Linked DNA regions of Homo sapiens: region 2 is linked to region 1. The links are chromatin loops, found by intact Hi-C in ENCODE. Cell type or tissue: Caco-2. All regions are shown on one strand.

Region 1 (8,000 bases):
AGTTGTACTTTGTATTTCTCAAATGTTCTGGACATCTGAGACACAGGAAGTGATAAGTGGCGGGACGGAGGTAAAGCATTGTTTGCTTTTAAGTAACATCCTTCATTCCAGGTTTTTTAAAATTTAATTTTATTATTTTTAGAAATGAGATCTTGCTATGCTACCCAGGCTAGTCTTGAACTCCTGGCCTCAAGAAATCCTCCCACTTCAACCTCCCAAAGTATTAGGATTAGAGGCATGAGCCACTGTGCCTGGCCCCATCCTATGTTTCTTAGTTAACTTATCTATTGTTTGCAAAGACAATACGTCTGTCAGTTTCTATATATAATCTTAAAATTACAACTATTCATTTTTTTTTTTTTTTGAGATGTAGTTACGCTCTTGTTGCCTAGGCTGGAGTGCAAAGGCATGATCTCGGCTCACTGCAACCTCCGCCTCCCAGGTTCAAGTGATTCTCCTGCCTCAGCCTTCCGAGTAGCTGGAATTACAGGCATGTGCCACCACACCCGGCTAATTTTGTATTTTTAGTTGAGATGGGGTTTATCCATGTTGGTCAGGCTGGTCTTGAACACCTGACCTCAGGAGATCCGCCCACCTTAGCCTCCCAAAGTGCTGGGATTAGAGGCATGAACCGCTGCACCTGGCCTGAGAACTTGTTCTTAATATTTTACTGGGCTTAGACAAAATCACTCACAAAATTCATTTCTCCATGTGTGTATGTGTGTGTGTGTGTTTAGAGACAGGGTCTTGCTCTGTCACCCAGGCTGGAGTGCAATGGCGTAGTCATAGCTCAGTATAACCTCAAACTCCTGGGCTCAAGCTATCCTGTTGCCTCAGCCTCTGAATTGCTAGGACCACAGGCACACACCACCACATCTGGCTAATTTAAAAATTTTTTTATAGAGACAGGGGTCTCTCTGCTTTGCCAGGCTGGTCTTGAAATCATGTCCTCAAATGATCTTCCCACCTTGCGCCTGGTGCCGTGGCTCACACCTGTAATCCTAGCACTTTGGGAGACCGAGGTGGGTGGATCACTTGAGGTCGGGGTTCGAGACCAGCCTGGCCAACATGGTAAAACCTCATCTCTACTAAAAACACAAAAAATTAGCCAGACCTACTGGCACATGCCTGTAGTCCCAGCTACTCAGGAGGCCAAGGCAGGAGAATCACTTGAACCCAGGAGGCGGAGGTTGTAGTGAGCCGAGATCCCACCACCGCAGCCTGGGCGACAGAGACTCAGTCTCAAAAAAAAAAAAGAAGATCCTCCCATCTTAACCTCCTAGATGCTGGGATTTTAGGCATGAGCCACCACGCTTGAACTCATTTCTATATTGAGATAGATTAAGAAGTCAGAATTGTTTTATAAAAGACTAAATATATAAAATACATGTTTTAAGTATGATGTGACATCAATTAGATTGCTTTTTTTTTTATTTTGTAGGGATTAAAGAAGTATTATAAGGAACTTCAGAACCAACTGAATGAGATTGTAGAGCTGGTAAGAGGAAAGTTGTCTAAGCAGACCAGGACCACTCTGGGGGCTTTGGTTACTATTGATGTCCATGCTAGAGATGTGGTCATGGACATGATTAAAATGGGTATGTGACTTTTTCTTTAATTTTTAAAGATAAAATGTTGATAGCATCTGGAAACAAAGACTTGTACTATATGTATTCTTCTCTCAACAGAATTTTTTTAACACAATCTTTTTTATAAGTTGGCAAACATGAATTATTTTTAGTATTTGCTGTTATAAAAGATAAAATACTTCTTTTTAAAATTATTTCCATTTAAGGATCATGTGTCTTATTTTACTTTATTTTTTCTAGGTGTCTCACATGATACAGATTTCCTGTGGCTTGCTCAGCTCCGATATTATTGGGAAAATGAGAATGCCCGAGTTCGTATCATTAATTGCAATGTAAAATATGCTTATGAATATCTTGGTAACTCACCTCGACTTGTCATTACGCCTCTAACTGACAGGTGTTACAGAACATTGGTATGCATTTAAATTATCTTAATTCACACATTAATAATTACTTTTTGCTGTAGCGTCATCTTTTCTCTCTTGTCTTACCTGGAGTAGTTGAATACAATTATCCCTTTCTAATCCTGAATTCTCTTTATGCAAAATTATAATAGTGAATATTTACTTCTGGGTGCTTTTGTAGCATACAAGAGTGTTTGAACTTTATCGTATGAAAGTTGTGAGTCACTCCGATGGGGGATAATTAGAAAGAGGAGAGTATTGACAATATAATGAGAAAACTGGAGCTTTGGAAAATGGTATCAGTTTTTGCAGTGGCGTCTTGGGAGAGATGACAGGAAGATGAGAAAAGTACATTTGGGCCTTAGGACACCAAATTAGTGCTGTTAAGTAGGATGGAGAGATGAAATGTATGGGGGTGGTGCTGAGACCTGAGATCCAGAGCTGAAGCTATGGAGGATAGAGCTGTTCAACTATAAAAACCCTGGGAATGTGGTTGCCGGATAAAATACAGGATTCCCAGGTAAATTTGAATTTCAGACAAACAACAAATAATTTTTTAATGTAAGTAAATATGTCCCAAATATTGCATGGGACATACTTACACTAATAAATTATTCATTGTTTATCTGAATGGTAGCAGTGGAAATTACCCAAGTCACATGGCACCAAAATATGTTACCAGTGGAGCATATCTGTATCGGTACCAGACTGCAGCGACCTCAATTCTTACCTCCTCAGAAGAAAGAATTCAACTGAGGGGCATAAGGCAGAAAGAGACTGAGGCAGGGTTTAGAGCAGGAGCGAAAGTTCATTAAGTGTTGGAGCAGGAACGAAAGGGGGTAAAGCACACTTCAAGGAGGCCCAAGTGAGTGACTTGAGAGATCAAGTACGCAGCTTGACCTTTTGACTTTTATACATTGACATACTTCCTGGGTCTTGCATTACTTCTCCCCACTCACCCAACTCCTGAGATCTTATGGGGAAACAGCTGATCACCAGTTTCAGGTGTTTTCTGTTTGTTAGGAGCACGCCCATCCCTGGTACCAGCTGTGACCAATTATTACTTTAGAGAGACAGTTAACAACACCTGACCATCACCTGATGGTCACCGGACACTCCTGGTGTGTGTGGGGTGAGGCGCGCTCTCCGGCTCTGCTCATACCTGACTAGCTACCCACTGTAACAGAATTTTTTGTTTGTTTTGTTTTGTTCTGAGACAGAATCTCGCTCTGCCGCCCAGGCTGGAATGCAGTGGCGCCATCATGGCTCACTGCAACCTCTGCCACCTGGGCTCAAGGAGATCCTCCTACCTCAGCCTCCTAAGTAGCTGGGACTACAGGCAGATGCCAACACACCCAGCTAATTTTTGTATTTTTTTAGTAGAGATGGGGTTTCAGCCACGTTGCTTGCCCAAGCTGGTCTTGAACTCCTGGGCTCAAGCCATCTGCCTGCCTCAGCCTTCCAAAGTGCTGGGATTGCAGACGTGAGCCACTGGGCCCGGCCGTTATCTGAAATAAAATTTAACTGGGCATTCTGTATTTTTATTTGCTAAATCTGGCAACCCTTCCTACGGGAATTGAGAAGGAGCATCAAGAAGTACCACTCTACCTGTGCTGAGTAAGTGAAATTAAAGTGTCTTCGAATGAGTTATCTTAAAGCAGAAATGAAGTGGCAATTCTTGTGCAAAGGATTTATTAGGTAATGTTCTTAGTAAAAACCTGTAGGGAAATAAGGACAGCAGGATGGGACAGTAAAAAGTTAAGCAAAGATGTGGTTTCAACAGATGTACAGTTGTAGCCTGCTCTCACAGGGCACTCTGAAGCATGAATGGCACGAATTATTCCACTTCAAAGCAGCAGGGTCTGACTTTTGTACCCGTTTAATGTCATTGACTAAGGGTCACCCCTGGGGCAGGGATATGAGTAAGCTTTCAGGCATTTTCTTGCTGATAAGGAGAAAAGAGCAGCTGTGAACTATTTGCAACTGACACAGCAAATGGGGGATGAATGCAATGGCTGGGTAAAGGGGCTCTGGGTAGGGCAACAATGGATCTGGGAGAAAAGATTTCACCAAACCCTTTATTTTCTCGGGTAGCTGCCTGTGGGCAAGAACTATGTCTGTCTTGTTCTCTACTCTAGTGCTGAACAAGGACACAGTTATCCCTAAATATTTGTTGAGCAGATGAATTTCAAAATAGGATGTCATATCTGTTACCTCTGTGAAGTCAGAAGCTGTGGTGTGCTTGTAAGGTGGGGGCTAACAACTTTGAGTTGTAAAAATCAGAATCATATTCAACACTTTTTGAGATGGAGTTTCGCTCTTGTTGCCCAGGCTAGAGTGCAATGGTGCGATCTCGGCTTACCACAACCTCCGCCTCCCTGCTTCAAGCGATTCTCCTGCCTCAGCCTCCCAAGTAGCTGGGATTACAGGCATGTGCCACCACGCCCAACTAATTTTGTGTTTTTGGTAGAGACAGGGTTTCTCCATGTTATGTAGGCTGGTCTCAAACTCCCTACCTCAGGTGATCTGCCCACCTCAGCCTCCCAAAGTGCTGGGATTACAGGCATGAGCCACCTCACTGGGCCACCTTTTTTTTTTTTTAAATTGAGACAGTCTCACTCTGTCACCCAGGCTGGAGTGCAGTGGTGCGATCTTGGCTCACTACAACCTCCGCCTCCCAGGTTCAAGTGATTCTCCTGCCTCAGCCTCCCAAATAGCTGGGATTACAGGCATGTGCCACTGTACCTGGCTGATTTTTGTATTTTTCGTAGAGACAGGGTTTCACCATGTTGGCCAGGCTGGTCTTGAACTCCTGACCTCAAGTGATCCACCTGCCTATGCCTCCCAAAGTGTTGGGATTACGGGTGTGAGCCACTGTGCCCACCCGGGATCATATTAAACGCTTGAATATAACACTAGACACTGAGAAAAAGTCTCCTAGTGAGAGATGACAGCGTGATGGCAGTCCTCAGAGCCCTCGCTTGCTCTCGGCGCCTCCTCTGCCTGGGTTCCCACTTTGGCGGCACTTGAGGAGCCCTTCGGCCCGCCGCTGCACTGTGGGAGCCCCTTTCTGGGCTGGCCAAGGCTGGAGCCCACTCCCTCAGCTTGCAGGGAGGTGTGGAGGGAGAGGCGCGAGCGGGAACCAAGGCTGCGTGCGGCGCTTGCGGGCCAGCTGGAGTTACAGGTGGGCGTGGGCTTGGCGGGCCCCGCACTCTGAGCAGCCGGCCAGCCCTGCCGGCCCCGGGCAATGAGGGACTTAGCACCTGGGCTAGTGGCTGTGGAGGGTGTACTGGGTCCCCCAGCAGTGCCAGCCCACCAGCGCTGCGCTCGATTTCTCACCGGGCCTTAGCTGCCTTCCCGCCGGGCATGGCTCGGGACCTGCAGCCCGCCATGCCTGAGCCTCCCACCCACTCCATGGGCTCCTGTGCGGCCGGAGCCTCCCTGAGGAGCACCACCCCCTGCTCCATGGCGCCCAGTCCCATCGACCACCCAAGGGCTGAGGAGTGCGAGCGCACAGCGTGGGACTGGCAGGCAGCTCCACCTGCAGCCCGGGTGTGGGATCCACTAGGTGAAGCCAGCCGGGCTTCTGAGTCTGGTGGGGACATGGAGAGTCTTTATGTCTAGCTCAGGGATTGTAAATACACCAATCAGCACCCTGTGTTTAGCTCAAGGTTTGTGAGTGCACCAATCAACACTCTGTATCTAGCTGCTCTGGTGGGGCCTTGGAGAACCTTTATGTCTAGCTCAGGGTTGTAAATACACCAATCGGCACTCTGTATCTAGCTCAAGGTTTGTAAACACACCAATCAGCACCCTGTGTTTAGCTCAAGGTTTGTGAGTGCACCAATCAACACTCTGTATCTAGCTGCTCTGGTGGGGCCTTGGAGAACCTTTATGTCTAGCTCAGGGTTGTAAATACACCAATCGGCACTCTGTATCTAGCTCAAGGTTTGTAAACACACCAATCAGCACCCTGTGTTTAGCTCAAGGTTTGTGAGTGCACCAATCAACACTCTGTATCTAGCTACTCTGGTGGGGCTTTGGAGAACCTTTGTGTCCATACTCTGTATCTAACTAATCTGATGGGGACGTGGAGAGCTTTGTATCTAGCTCAGGGATTGTAAATGCACCAATCAGCACCCTGTTAAAACAGGCCACTCGCTCTACCAATCAGCAGGATGTGGGTGGGGCCAGATAAGAGAATAAAAGCAGGCTGCCTGAGCCAGCATTGGCAACATGGTCGGGTTCTATTCCACGCTGTGGAAGCTTTGTTCTTTTGCTTTTTGCAATAAATCTTGCTACTGCTCACTCTGGGTCCACTGAGCTGTCACACTCACTGCGAAGACCTACAGCTTCACTCCTGAAGCCAGCGAGACCACGAGCCCCCCTGGGAGGAACGAACAACTCCAGACGTGCTGCATTAAGAGCTTTAACACTCAGGGCGAAGGTCTGCAGCTTCTCTCCTGAAGCCAGTGAGAGCACGAGCCCACCAGGAGGAATGAACAAGTCCAGACGTGCTGCCTTAAGAGCTGTAACACTCACTGTGAAGGTCTGCAGCTTCACTCCTGAGCCAGCGAGACCACGAACCCACCAGAAGGAAGAAACTCCCAACACATCCGACCATCAGAAGGAACAAACTCTGGATGCGCCACCTTAAGAGCTGTAAGACTCACCTCGAGGGTCCGCGGCTTCATTCTTGAAGTCAGTGAGACCAAGCACCCACCAATTCCAGACACACTAGTATATTTATTATTCACAATAAAGGGAACATGTTTGTGAACATTTTCTTAAAATTGAAAAGGAAGAGCCCGAGGTTTTCAGCAATCAAGTTAATGGGCATTAACAATATGGCATCCATTATAAATTTAAAATAGGTTGGCCAGGTGTGGTAGCTCATGCCTATAATCCCAGGACTTTGGGAGACTAAGGCAGGAGGATGGCTTGAGCTCAGGAGTTTGAGACCAGCTTGGGCAACACAGTGAGACCTCTTCTCTACTAAAAATACAAAAAATAAACTGAGTGTGGTGGCATACACCTATAGTCCTCGCTACTCGGGAGGCTGAGGTGGGAGGGTTGCTTGAGCCCAGGAGGCAGAGGGGCACCTAGTCAAGATCTCACCACTGTGCTCCAGCCTGGGTAATAGAGCAAGACCCGGTCTCAAAAAATAAAATAAAATGGATGAACTATCACTGATACTGCATTTTTTACACTAGCTGTCTCTCTTGGATTTTTAAAATAAAGTAAAAATAAAGTAAAAATATTTATCACTTTGTGGTTTACTTATTTTTAAAGGTAGACCTTTTTTTGAGCAGTTCTAGGTTCATAGCAAAATTAAGAGCAAACTGCAGAGTTCACTTATTCCCCCTACCCCCCTTACATGCACAGCCTTGGTCACTTAGCCGTACTTTTTCTAAAAGAAGTTAAATTTGAAACTCCCGTGAAACAGACTCCATAGTTAGAGCTGACTGTAATTTATGTTTCTAAAAATTTCCAGCCACTATTCCAGTCATTGTGGGGACCCAGGAATAATTCAAATACTGCTGATATTGTCATTAAGCACTTTAAAGACTAATTGATGAGAAAAAAGAATGTACGTAATTAAGTATAATACAAGGTAGAAAGTGATACTACCGGTAAGAGAAGCATAGAGCAGTTTTATGGGAATGTAGAAAATGGAGAACATACCAAGAGTAAAAGGCAATAGCCAGGCAAATCGTAGACAAAATTATATAATAGGTCATCTGTTTCTTTTCCCAATCATGGGTGCCATTTATAGCTCTCACTTTCTGGTGTTTTACCCCCTTTGCAGTGAGCCATCTAGAATGTGTCATTATTGTCCTCCACAACCATCTCCACAACCACTTCTAATTAAAACCTTCCTGAACTAATTTTACCCCCATAAGGCTAGATTGTTTTTAAAAACAAATGGGATACCTATGAAAGTGTCAGAAGACAAGTTTTGATACATTGTCACTTTTTTGAACGTTTTAAAATGCTTTCTCTTCAT
Region 2 (8,000 bases), 51 kb before region 1:
AGATCGTGCCATTGCACTCCAGCCTGACCGACAGAGTGAGACTCTGTCTCAAAACAAAAACAAAAACCAAAAAACCAAAACCAAAAACAAAATTAGGGTTTGCATATAATGTTCTATTTATTGTTTTAGGTTACCTTTGTTAATGTGTGTTCTCACTTATTTGTGGGAGCTAAAAATTAAAACAGTTGAACTAATGGAGATAAAGAGTAGAAGGATGGTTACCAGAGGCTGGGAAAGGTAGTGGGAGAAGTGGGCGGGGGGTGGGGGGTGTGGTAAGTGGAGATGTTTAATGGGTACAAAAAAGTTGGAAAGAATGGATAAGCTGAGTGTGGTGGCTCACGCCTGTAATCCCAGCACTGTGAGAGGCCAAAGCAGGCGGGTCACTTGAGCTCAGGAGTTTGAGACCAGCCATGAGCAACGTGACAAAACCCTGTCTCTACAAAAAATACAAAAATTAGCCAGGCGTGGTAGCTTGTGAATGTAGTTCCAGCTACTCAGGAGGCTGAGGTGGGAGGATGGCCTGAGCCCAGCAGGCAGAGGTTGCAGTGAATCGAGGTCTTGCCACTGCACTCCAACCTGGGCAATGCTGTCTCAAAAACAAAAAGCAAACAAAACAAACAAAAAGAAAAAAGAAAAAAAAAGAGAGAAAAAAAGAAAAGAAAAAAGAATGAATGAATAAGACCTAGTATTTGCTAGCACAACTGGGTAACTACAGCAAAACATAATTTAATCATCCCTTTAAAAATAACTAAAAGAGTATAATTAGATTGTTTGTAACACAAAGGATAAATACTTGAAGTGATGGAAATCCCATTTACCCTGATGTGACTATTGCACATTACATTCCTGTATCAGAATATCTCATGTAACCCTTATATACACCTATTATGTACCCACAAATATTAAAAATTAATAAGAACATATCATGCTGATTAGCTGGGTGTGGTGGCACGCGCCGTAGTCCCAGCTACTCAGGAGGCTGAAACAGGAGGATTGCCTGAGCCCAGGAGTTCAAGGTTACAGTGAGCTATGATGGCACCACTGCACTGCAGTCTGGGCAACAGAGTGAGACACTGTCTTAAAAAAAAATATGTATATATATATGTGTGTGTGTGTGTGTGCATGTATGTATACACACATATATATAGTATGCTGAATGAAGATAATTTTCAATTAAATGGATTGATAGGATGTTTTAATTATAGACAATTATAATCAGATATAGACAATTATAATCAGTTTACTGATTTTAGTTAAAGGTTGAATTTGTACTCTCTAAAGTAACAGTGATTTATATCACGCAGCTAAAGGATCTATTAAGGAGAACTGTAGAAGGATTTGTAAAACTCTTTGACCCAAAAGATCAACAAAGGCTGCCAATATTTAAGATAGAATTGACATTTGATGACGACAAAATGGAATTTTATCCTACCTTTCAAGATTTGGAAGATAATGTCTTGAGTTTGGTGGAACGAATAGCCGAAGCTCTGCAGGTATTACATCTTTACCCATCGGGAAAGAATTTTAAATTATTTGAATTGAATCTCTATGCAGTGTATGTGTACATACAATGTTATGACTCTTTCTGTTATTTTCCTCCCCCAATTATTTCAAATTAGAAATTGCTTTCTCTTTGAAAAAGTCGCTTGAAGGCTGGAGATGACATTTTCCTTCTTAGAACTTTTCTTGTAGCTATGAATTGATTTTTTTATTTGCATGTCTCATCTCCTCTGAGTTGTGAGCTTCTTAAGAACAAGATCTAATTGATATTTGTTCTTTCTAGAGCTTTCTGGCATAATTACTTTGTCAATAAATATTTGTCAGCCGGGCGCAGTGCCTCACGCCTGTAATCCCAGCACTTTAGGAGGCCGAGGCAGGCGGAACACAAGGTCAGGAGATCAAGACCATCCTGGCCAACATGGTGAAACCTCATCTCTGCTAAAAATACAAAAATTAGCTGGGCATGGTGGCGCGTGCCTGTACTCCCAGCTACTCAGGAGGTTGAGGCAGGAAAACCCCTTGAACCAGGGAGTCGGAGGTTGCAGTGAGCCAAGATCACCCCACTGCACTCCAGCCTAGTGACACAGTGAGACTCCGTCTCAAAAAAAAAAAAACCAATAATAAATAAATAAATAAATATTTGACAAATATTTATTTGTCAGTAAATAATTAGTCAATAAATATTTGTTGGATGATAGAAAACTAACCCAACTTAAGGTTTTCTTTGTTTTGTTTTGTTTTGTTTGAGACAGGGTCTCACTGTGTTACCTAGGCTGAAATGCAGTGGCTATTCACAGACATGATCATAGCACACTGCTGCCTCGAACTCCTGGGCTCAAGTGATCTTCTTGCCTCAGCTTCCCAAGTAGCTGGGACAATAGGCATGTGCTACTGCACCTGGCCCAACTTGTTTTATGTTAGACTACAAACTATACAATTTTAAATTATTATTTTATGTCAAGTTATTTTTTCTTGGGCCATTGAAATCTGAAAAGAATGTTTTAAAATATAGTATAAGATCTACATATAGGCCAGGCGCAATGGCTCACGCCTGTAATCCTAACACTTTGGGAGGATGAGGCGGGCGGATTGCCTGAGCTCAGGAGTTCGAGACCAGCCTTACCAACACTGTGAAACCCCATCTCTACTAAAATACAAAAAATAGGCCAGGCATGATGGCTCACGCCTGTAATCCCAGGACTTTGGGAGGCTGAGGTGGGCGGATCACGAGGTCAGGAGTTCGAGACCAGCCTGACCAACATGGTGAAACCCCGTCTCTAAAAATACAAAAATTAGCTGGGCGTGGTGGCGTGCGCCTGTAATCCTAGCTACTCAGGAGGCTGAGGCAGGAGAATCGCTTGAACCTGGGAGGCGGAGGTTGCAGTGAGCCGAGATCGCACCAATGCGCTCCAACCTGGGTGATAGAGCAAGACTCCGTCTCCAAAGGAAAAAAAAAAAGATCTACATATAGATTAATTATACAGTTAGATATTTATTGTATACATTGTTATTATTTTTATTTGTGTTAGAATGTCCAAACAATCCCCTCTTGGCTATCAGGAACTTCAACACCAGTAAATCTTGACACAGAACTTCCTGAACACGTGTTACACTGGGCTGTTGATACACTGAAGGCAGCAGTACATCGGAACTTAGAAGGTGCAAGAAAGCATTATGAGACATATGGTGTGTATGACATACATAATATTATACCATTTGTCATCACTTTATTTGTGCTAGAATTTGGTCAGATGTTTGTTTGTCTGGGGCTGCCATGAAAGAACAGGGAGAGCCAGAAGTGAGCATAGGCGTAGCTTTTGGCAGAGTCAAGAATCCAACCCAGGGAGGCCGAGGCGGGCGGATCACAAGGTCAGGAGATCGAGACCATCCTGGCTAACACGGTGAAACCCCGTCTCTACTAAAAAATACAAAAAATTAGCCGGGCGTCGTGGCGGGCGCCTGTAGTCCCGGCTACTCGGGAGGCTGAGGCAGGAGAATGGCGTGAACCCAGGAGGCGGAGCTTGCAGTGAGCCGAGATCGCGCCACTGCTCTCCAGCCTGGGCGATAGAGCGAGACTCCGTCTCAAAAAAAAAAAAAAGAATCAAACCCAATACATTTTGTTGTCCAGTCCAAAGGGTGCATATGAACTGGAGCAGGGTGATAAAGTCAAAGGCAGAGAGAAGAAATGTTGGGAATAATTCAAGGGTAAAAGCAAGGTAGTTTCTGAGAATAGTTTCAAAGAGCCTGTAGCTCAATTTTATTGGTCTGTAGTCTTCTCAAGTGTGTGTGAGGTCAGGATGTATGGTTATTCTTTGACATTCTATTAACCAATATCTTCTATTAATTGGTGTATATGTACCCCTAAGTTATTCTTAAAAGCCTCAAATACTCTAATACCTTTGTTTTAAAATGTCTGTTTAACTTGGTTTCCTTTTATTCTACCCATTTTCTTAAAATATAGTAAATCATGTATGTTAATACTCTATTAATAATAATATTTAATTGAGTAGGTCCCCATTCCATGATCATATAAAAAAAGTGTTTTATCTTCTAAAAAGGGTATTATTGAGATTTTAATTAGATTATTAATTTTCAGTTGAAAAATATAATTGGCTCCTTGATGGGACTGCAGTTGAGAATATAGAGACTTTTCAGACAGAAGATCATACTTTTGATGAATATACAGAGGTAAGCGGTAATTCTGTTTTTATTAATGCGTTTTGAATTTTTTTGTAACATTAGGATCTTTCCATTCTAAAAAGTAAATGCTTAAATAGAATTTCTTATTTAAAATATCATTTCAGTAAAACTCATTGTCTTACCTTACAATTTCTTTAGTCATTCATTTACTCATTTATTAATTCAATAAAAATTTCCTTATCACATTCAGACACCTAACAAGATTTGGTGATGCAAAAATAAATGAAAGGGTGGGAATGGTGGCTCATGCCTGTAATCCCAGCACTTTGAGACGCCAAGGCAAGAGGATTGCTTGAGCCCAGGAATTTGAGACCAGCCTGGGCAACATAGTGAGACCGTGTCTCTACGAAAGTTTTTTTGTTTTTGTTTTTGTTTTTGTTTTTGAATTAGCCAGGTATGGTGGTGCATGCCTGTAGTCCTTCTTACTCAGGAGGCTGAGGCAAGAGGATAACTTGAGCCCAGGAGGTTGAGGCTGCAGTGAGCTCTGATTGCACCACTGTACTCCAGCTGGGCAACAGGGCGAGACACTGTCTTAAAAAAAAGGCATAAGCACTGTCTTCAGGAGCTTATATTTGGCCTGGAAGCCTGACACGGAAATAACAACTATAGAGATAAGTACTAGAATAGAGATATGGACAAAGTGTTGTTTGCTTTGGGAAATTGGTGAAGAGATTATGCAAGAAGTGAAATGTGAGTTGGGCTTTGAAATAGATTTTATAGGTGGAGAAGGGAGGGGATGTAGCATGAACCAGGGTGTTCAGAGAATATAAATGAATGAAAATAGTTAAAGAATAGGGAACAGGGACACAGTACATGGAAGATTTAGAATATGATGAAGTTCGAAATGTAAGTTGGAGCCACATGGGAAAATCCTGGAGTATCTTTGCTCAAGAGTTTGTACTTTGTTCTGAAGGTTTTTCGCTGTGGAAGTAATCTATTCGGATCTGAGTTTTAGAAAGATAATTCTGGGCTGGGTGCAGTGGCTCACACCTGTAATCTCAGCACTTTAGGAGGCCAAGGCGGGTGGATCACCTGAGGTCAGGAGTTCGAGACCAGCCTGGCCAACATGGCGAAACCCCATCTCTACTAAAAATACAAGAATTAGCCAAGCATGGTGGTCCATGCCTGTAATCCCAGCTACTAGGGGGGGCTGAGGAGTAGGATCGCTTGAACCTGGGAGGCGAAGGTTGCAGTGAGCGGAGCTCATGCCACTGCACTCCAGCCTGGGCAACAGAGTAAGGCTCCATCTCAAAAAAAAAAAAAGGTAATTCTGATAGTAGTGGGGAAAAGGCAATTGAAAGAAAAAAGATTCCTACCTCCTCAAGGGACCTTGTTCTATTGGTTAAAACTGGCATATTTCTTCATTTTCCCCCTTTCTATTGACTGTTTAGATTTTTTAATGTATACTTTATACATTTTAATTTTTCTAACATCTTAAATTTTAAACATATAGAGTTTTGTTTTGTTTTTTGAGACAGGGTCTCACTCTCTTGCCCAGGCTGGAGTGCAGTGGCATGATCATGGCTCACTACAGCCTTAACCTCCCGGGTTCAAGCAGTCCTCCACTTCAGCCTCCCGAGTAGCTGAGACTGGAAGCGTACACCTCCATGCCTGGCTAATTTTTTTAAGAAGTATATATATATATATATATATATATATATTTTTTTTTTTTTTTTTTGTAGAGATGGTGTCTCCTTATGTTTCCCCAGGTGGTTTTGAACTTCTAAGCTCAAGCAGTCCTCCCACCTTGGCCTCTCAAAGTGTTGGGATTGTAGGCATGAGCCACCACACCCAGCCTGTACAGAGAAATTGAAGGAATTTTACAAAGCATACCACCTACATTCTAGGATTTTGCTATATTTATTTGTCATTCCATCCCTTTTAAAAATTCTTTATTAATTTCAAGAGAAATTAACTTTAAAAAATCAACTTGACATTTAGTTTACATACAATAAACTGTACCCATTTTAATTGTACAGTTATATGAGTTTTGACAAATGTGTACACTTACGTAACCATCACCAGAATTAAGATGTAGAACATTTCTCCTACCTCAGAAACCTTCCTTATACCCCATCCTGGTCAATTCTCCCCAACTCTGACCTCAGGAAACTGCTGACATGCTTTCTGTTACTATAGATTAGGTTTTTGTTTTCTAAAGTTTCAGATAAATAGAATCATATATACATACTCTTTTGCATCTGATTTCTTTTACTAGCATAAAGTTTTTGAGATTTATTTGTTTTGTGTCAGTAGTTTATTCCTCTTTTGTTTTTGTTTTTGTGTGTGTGTGTTTTTGTTTTTGTTTTTGAGACGGAGTCTTGCTCTGTTGCCCAGGCTGGAGTGCAGTGGTGCAATCTCGGCTCACTGCAACCTCCGCCTCCCAGGTTCAAGCCATTCTCCTGCTTCAGCCGCCCGAGTAGCTGGGATTACAGGCACCCATCACCATGGCCAGCTAATTTTTTGTGTTTTTAGTAGAGATGGGGTTTCACCATGTTAGCCAGGATGGTCTCGACCTCCTGACCTCATGATCCGCCCACCTCGGCCTCCCAAAATGCTGGGATTACAGGTGTGAGCCACCGCGCCTAGCCTAACTTATTCCTTTTATTGCTTAGTAGTATTTCACTGTATAGGTATATAGTTTCTTTATTCATTCACGTTTTGATGGATATTTGAGATGTTTCCAGTTTTTGGCTATTATGAATAAAGTTACTATGGTCTTCTGTTTACAAGTCTTTGTGCGGACATATGCTTTCATTTCTCTTTCTAGGAGCTGGATTGCTGGGTGGTATGGGAAGTGTATTTTTAACTTTTTAAGAAACTGTTAAGCCAGGCATAGTAGCTTGCACCTGTAGTCTCAGCTACTCAGGAGGCTGAGGTGAAAGGATTACTGGAGCCTAGGAGTTCGAGTCTGCAGTGAGTTATGATCATGCCACTGCACTCCAACTTGAGTGACAGAGCAAAACTCTTTGTCTCAAAAAACAGAAGAAACTTAAATTTCTTTCAAAGTTGTTATACCATTTACAATCTCACCAGCAGTGTATGAGATTTCCAGTTCTTCCACATCCTTTTCAACCTTTGGGCTTATCAGTCTTTTACTTTTTACTATTGTTTTATTTTTTCCCACTGCACTTTCACATCTAGATTATCAGTCTTTTTAATTTCATGTGTATATTGGTATCCCACTGTGGTTTTAATTTGCATTTCCCTGATGACTAATGATGTTTAGCATCTTTTAACATGTCATGTTCCATCTGTGTATCTTTTTACTAATAAAAATAAAGTGTCTTTTGTTTGTACATTTTAAATTGGGTTTTTATGTTTTATTGTTGAGCTATAATGGATGTATTTTATTGGACTATATTGTTATAATCAATGTTATGGAGTTTTAAGAATTCTTTATATATTCTGGGTAAAAGTCTTGTATCTGAAATAGTTTTGCAAATATTATCTCATAGTTTATGCCTTGACATTTTATTTTTATAACAATGTCTTTCAAAGAGCAGACATTTTATATTATAATTAATTCTAGTCTATCAATTTTTTTCTTCTGAGGTTCATACGTTTTGTGTCCTAAGAAATCTTTCCTACTGCATGATCATAAAGATTTGTTCCTACATTTTACTCTGGAAGCTTTTCTTAGAATTCCTAAACAACACATGTGATTGTCTAGAAGTTTTATAGTTGTAGCTTTCACATTTAGGTCTATGACCCATTGTAAGTTAACTTTTGTATGTGGTGTGGGATATGGGTCACTGTTCAGGTGTTTTTCATGTGGACATCCAGCTGCCCCAGCATCA

The links. Peaks named below come from ENCODE experiments on the same cell type or tissue, not always from the same donor. Only the 100,000 strongest peaks of a DNase experiment are listed, where the experiment ranks them.
Region 2: it touches region 1 in a loop (5-fold over the local background); 3 of 110 quality-filtered maps call a loop at or near these places.

What each region holds. Positions count from the first base shown.
Region 1 is chr3:57,446,845-57,454,844 of GRCh38, reverse strand. DNAH12 (dynein axonemal heavy chain 12) reads left to right here. Exons shown (of 74, transcript NM_001366028.2): 23 at 1-70; 24 at 1,442-1,598; 25 at 1,830-2,002. Among named protein-coding and RNA genes, the nearest start is that of DNAH12, 93 kb to the left of the region's middle. RefSeq lists an enhancer at 4,710-5,623. In Caco-2, no CTCF peak of the experiment used is centred here; DNase peaks (open chromatin) are centred at 3,114 and 3,884.
Region 2 is chr3:57,497,509-57,505,508 of GRCh38, reverse strand. It overlaps DNAH12 (dynein axonemal heavy chain 12), which reads left to right. Exons shown (of 74, transcript NM_001366028.2): 9 at 1,305-1,493; 10 at 3,030-3,186; 11 at 4,097-4,188. Among named protein-coding and RNA genes, the nearest start is that of DNAH12, 43 kb to the left of the region's middle. In Caco-2, no CTCF peak of the experiment used is centred here; a DNase peak (open chromatin) is centred at 4,738.